Linked DNA regions of Homo sapiens: region 1 is linked to region 2. Evidence: chromatin contacts called from ENCODE Hi-C data. All regions are on one chromosome and are shown on one strand. Each heading gives the region's core, a stretch centred on a gene start or an enhancer-like site at or near the end of the contact. The rest is flanking DNA. Distances are from core to core; before and after follow the strand shown.

Evidence for each region. Hi-C counts contacts between places; a loop is a spot of excess contacts on that map. Pooled maps may share reads with other maps.
Region 1: a map with no recorded cell type shows a loop between it and region 2 (6-fold over the local background). The contact joins two enhancer-like sites. A Hi-C loop is called at or near these places in 2 of 37 single-sample maps with no recorded cell type and 2 of 50 pooled maps.

Annotation. Positions count from the first base shown.
Region 1 is chr6:14,311,759-14,314,565 of GRCh38, reverse strand. No RefSeq gene overlaps it. Among named protein-coding and RNA genes, the nearest start is that of LINC01108, 28 kb to the right of the region's middle. Within about 2 kb of position 1,270, at least 2 of the 41 ENCODE cell types and tissues checked have a DNase peak (open chromatin) inside an H3K27ac peak, as active enhancers do.
Region 2 is chr6:14,875,880-14,878,579 of GRCh38, reverse strand. LOC105374945 (a long non-coding RNA gene) reads left to right here. Exons shown (of 5, transcript XR_007059473.1): 3 at 2,310-2,700. Among named protein-coding and RNA genes, the nearest start is that of JARID2-DT, 370 kb to the left of the region's middle. RefSeq lists enhancers at 1,405-1,594, 1,375-1,875, 2,658-2,700. Within about 2 kb of position 1,304, at least 13 of the 41 ENCODE cell types and tissues checked have a DNase peak (open chromatin) inside an H3K27ac peak, as active enhancers do.

The sequences.
Region 1 (2,807 bases), core at 21-2,520, 560 kb after region 2:
ATGGGAACTGAGGAGCCCTCACCAGACACCAGATCTGTCAGCACCTAGATCTTGGACTTCCCAGCCTCTAGAACTGTGTGAAATATATGTTTATTGTTTAAGCCACCCAGTCTATGGTATCCATTATAGCAGTCCAAGCAGGCCAAGGTAGTCACCTAGAGCTGGCAGGACTGAATTCAGGGTTTGGGATGCCAGTTATTTCTCTTCCCATCTTAGGCACAACAAACAGCTTTCCCTGTCCAAAGAGGATACTGAGGGCCAGTTGCTGTCATCATTTCCTACTTCCCTCAATTTGCAAAAACTACCAACTTCTTTCTTTTTTGTATTCAAAGTGCTAAGTTGCTGGATATTTTGCAGGTAGAGAGACATCAGACCACCATGAGCCCTCTAGAGAGCATGTTAACACAAGCAGCCCTGCAGGTGAGGGCTTTGAGCAAGCATGTAATGAGCATTCTAGGATTCCTCCCTAGATCATACACTTCCAGAGAGAGGCCTAAAATACAGACTTCCAGAGGACAGAGGTCTTTGCCTATTCAGTTCGCTGATTTATATATATATATATATATATATATATATATATATATATATATATATATCTCCTAGAAAAGTGCCCGGCAGATGGCAGGCCCTGAAAAAATATGTGTTGAATAAATACATATTTGCTGACTGAATGAATGCTTCTGGGGCAAAATGGCTCCAAAACCAGCCAGCCTCAGGCCGCCTGACCACCTTCTCTACCACTTACTCACTGTGGGGCTTCTTAAAAGTCACTTATCCTTCCTCTACTCTATTTCCTTTTCCCTAAAGAAGAGAGAATCCCACCAACTATGGGGATAGTCTTATGGATTAGGGGCTGTACCTGCAAAGCATGTGACGTGAAGAAGAAATCAGAGTGACTTGGCAGCCTTAGATACTGTGCTGAGGATCTGGAGTCGGGAGGATCTGGCCCACTCTCTGAGGAAAGAACTGTCATCTGATGCTGGTGACCTCAAAAGTGTAAAGTGTTGCTACAACCTTCAACCTCTTAGGGCAGAGAAGGAAGACTATGGATTCACAATTCTTGGCCCCAGCTGTAGTTTCTCAAGAAAGCTCATGCAATGAGCTCATGATCAGGTGCTTTTAATGAGACCTCCCGATCCTCCTAGGTGGTTTCCCTTGTGACAAATGATCCTGTCTGGCAAGACCCTATCTTTGTCATTGTGGACTTGTGCTCACAACCAGTTACCTAGGCATCCCATGCCTTCTCACTTCCTCCTCCCTCTCTCTCTCTCTCTTTCCAGGTTCAGTGATTCAAGGCCTAAACTACCAAGATGCATCTTACTTATCCTCAGTGGGGATTGCTGCACTAAGTTATAGATTCTGAATTTGTGAAGCAATTTGGTCAAGTTTATACTTTCTATTTTTGGCTAGGAGTGGGAGGGGCAACTGTATGCCAATAGGCTATCTCAATTCTAGAAACATCCCCTCTTGCAAGATGAAATTATCCCCACTATATCAACATTCACAGCCTGTTTGCACTGGTATGGCTTTGATAGAACTTGTATCAGTATAAATATTACTTTAGCTTTTAACTGCTAATTATATCAACATAAACTTAATTTATAGTGATAATCACCGTCATAATGTGCTGCTGCCAAACATCCCCACTGATGCTTTGAGGCATCGTGTAAACTCAGCCATTAGCAATCATGTAAATGTTCCCATTACTCATTATGATACTGGCTAAAGAACTTCTCTAATTGACTTCTTCCCAAAGTCCATAATAAGCAAGAACAACAGAAGACCAGAGAGTGTTGATCAATTTATGACAACCATCTTGTTTCTTACAATAGCCCATGCTGATAAATATAAAGTTGCAAAAGAGGACCTCAGAATAGCATGAACAGATTCTCAATTCCACATTTAGTTTCGGTCACGTCAATCGAATCACAACACTATCACTCAGACAAATGCCAAGTAACACTTAGTTTGTATAGCGTGCCACTTCCATCTCCCTATGTCAGCATGAAAAAAAAAGGGGTGTTTGCATCTTGTAAATTCATATTGCTTTTTAATTCAAGAGATTCAAAGTGCTTTACTTTTTTCAATTATTGCTCCTTTTTCTGCGGTAGTTTAGCGGATATTTGTTGTTTATACCACTCACTCTCCACTCTCCCATCTAGAGGCAGCAGTGCCCTAATATTATTGGGCGTATATCCACCAACTCTTAGTCTATATTGTTTTCATTCAGCCAACTCCATCCCCCAGGCTTGAGAGTGAAGCATGTAATCTAAGATAATCCAATCACCACACTCTACCTGCCGCCTGTCCACAGTGATTTGTTCATGAGTGTGCATGTGACCCAAAGTCTGGCCCATCAAGGTTAATGAGATTCAAGTCTAGGAATCACAAATTTCTGTTTCTCCATTGGGTATGAGGCTCAGAGAAAGGCACTATGGGGCTGCAGTCCCAACCCTGATGAGGAGAGTAGAGCTAAACCCAGGGTAGTAGAGAAACAAGCCATCATGATATCTAAGCTTCTAAATCACAGTGCATCTGAAACCAGCCCCTTTCCTGGACTTTTCAATTATATGTGTGTCAAAAATCCCATTTTACTTAACCCAGTTGTGCTGTTTACTGTCACTCACAACCAAAATAATCCTAATTGATACAGGCAACCAGCAGACTTTGGGTATGATTACGTCTGTTTCTAAGATAAAGAAATGTGAGCAAAAAGAAATGATCTCCAGTCAGTAAAAGAGCTGTGTGAATTAAATACAGAGGCTGAAGATACCAAATATTCTAAAACTAAAGTGCCCTATAAATAC
Region 2 (2,700 bases), core at 55-2,554:
GGTACCACAGTCAAACAGATATTGTTACAAAAAGATCATTTTTCCCTTTTATTCTCCTATGGGCACATTTGTCTTTCTAAAAAGTCATTTGTTTTCCCTAAGTGCCATTTCTTCTCCATTTCTAAGTAGTCATTTGTTTTCCCAGAAGTGCCCCTCTGCCCCTCCCCTTCCCCTAATAGGGTAGCATATAAGCCCTGAATTCTAACCACCTCCTTGAGACTCCTTGAGTCTTTGTGAATTCCAGTGTGTACATATACAATTATAATCTGTTTTTTTTCTCGTCCTCATCTATCTTTTGCCAGTTTAGTTTGCACATCCCCAATCACCGCACCTAAGAGGGTAGAGGAAAAGTTTTTCCTCCCAGACAGTCCCTCTTGTGCCAAGTGCCTCCTGAGGATTGTGGCAGGTTGCCTGTAGGGTTAGGGTGGGGGTCCCATGGGTGTATCTGTGGACACAGTGGCTACATGGGGGCTCCCTGAATTCTTTCAGAGTAGGATGTGCTGATCTTGCCAGGCAACCAGTGCTCAACAGAAGCAGAGAGAGAGGGACTGTTGGCCACAGTGGCAGCCCCCACAGCTCAACCTCCTGGTACATTCCTTCCCTCCTCACATATTCAAGTCCTGGTACCACATAGCACTCACAATGCCACGGCGGGGGAAGGAAGCCTCAATAATGACTGAGACTGAATTTCCTACCAGCTAGGCAGGTGGGGATCAGAAGCAGAATAAATTTAATTCAGAAATATAAAAAATCCTATTCTTGCCTCTTTGCGTCAAGAGAAACATTCATTCCTTTTTCATTTTTCTTTTTGTTCATTGTTTAAGAAGTCACAAGAACTACAAACCTAAAAAAAAAAAAGTCTACTGGAGAAAAGCCTAACATTGAGAAAATTCTAGAAAATTCTATCCATTAACTTAATCCCATCCCCTAACCCTGGGGTTATGAAAATGTCACCATTTAAGAAAATTTTTAGCAGCTGAACACCTCAGTTAGTTCAGTGCTGTAGGAATGCAGTTAGAAAAACCATATTATCTCATGGGGTAAGGCTGCGCACAGGATGCTGACATTTAAAACCCAGTGTCCAGCATGACACAATGATGTTATTTATAGACCGAGAAGGATCTAGGACAAATGTGATGCATAGAAAGAAATAAAAAGAAGGAAGGAGCAAGCCATAGAAACCCGAGGTTGAATCGAGGAGGAAAACCCCCAGCAAAAAATCTGAGACACATCAAGCTTTTGTAGGGTTCATGTTTAGCAGGAAGTTGAAATGACTCACCGTATCCTGTTGTACTCGCCCTGTGATTCCATTTATCCCCTCCAAGGCTTTTAAAGCTCTGATTTGTGTAGGAAAATCACACAGCATGTCAAAGAATGACTACGCTCTGGTTTTACACATCCGTATTTTTAAACAGCACAAAATGGTTGTACTTCTCAATATCGAAATCTGACTGGGGCCTCTCCTGCTTGACCTTGCCCTGGAGGCTGCTGTCCTTCCATGGGTGGGTGCCCAGGCTGAGCTTGCACGGGCTCCTTCATGTCCCCCTTGGTCAACCTAGGTGAAGAGGGGAAGAATCCAGCTCCCACCATGCACCTTATTGACAGAAGCCTTCCTCAGATGAATATTCATGAGCAGCCTAAGTTTCTTTGGCTTTTCTGTTTACTAGTTTTATTAGCTCTTGAGAGGGGAGAGAGAGAGAGAGAGAGAGAGAGACTGGGGGAGACAGAGAAAGAAGCTGGGTGCGGTGGCTCATGCCTATAATCTCAGCACTTTGGGAGGCTGAGGCAGGAGGACTGCTTGAGCCCAGGAGTTCAAGACCAGCTGAGCAACATAGCAAGATCCCATCTCCATAAAAAAAGAAAAATAAAAATTGAAGAGAGAGAGAGAGAGAGAGAACTTTCCATAATTAATAGAGATAAGGTCAGCAAGATAACTCTTTTTTGCTCTTTTCCTAATTGCCCCTTCCTGGGGTGATTCCTTTCCTAAATGGGCCTCCTCTTAATCCTCAAGCTATTATGATATAAAAATTAAAGTGTGATATCCTGGCTCGCCCATTTCCTATTAATGGAATGACCTGTGGTAATCAATAGAGGAAATGCAGGAATGTTAACAGATGTGTGGTTCTGTTTGAGAGTCTCCAATTAAGTGATATGTCTTCAAGGTGGAAAGATGAGATCATTTTGAAATTAGTTTCTTTTTGGCTTTTTAAGTCTTTGGTTATTATCAATTGCATTAAAAAAACCAATTGGAAAGGAAAATCGATCGGTGCTGAATTCCTCCCCCACCTGAAGTCTTCATGCTTCCTCAGGTGATAGGATGCTAGAGAGGAAAATTTGGAATTAGCTTTTAAAAGGAAGAGAAATGACGGTGTAACCATCTGCCAAATACATGGAAACAACAACAACAAAAACCTCATCATTCACCTGGCCTGGCAAATAGGTTTGTGCATTTTTTTTCTTTTCTGTCCACCCTGTTGTTTGTCAGAGGTTGACCAAGAACTTGTCCAAGGGCCATTCCTGTGGTGTCATTGGTTAGAGACTTTTTAACAATTTCAAGTTCTGGTGAAATACTGTGAGTAAATAAAGAGAGAATTTTGCCTGAGTTTAAGGGGCTTTCCTGGGAGGTAATGTATTTTGTGGCCTAACACTTCATTACTTAGCCTGCAGATCTGGTTTCTTTTGAAAACAAACCCTAAGTCT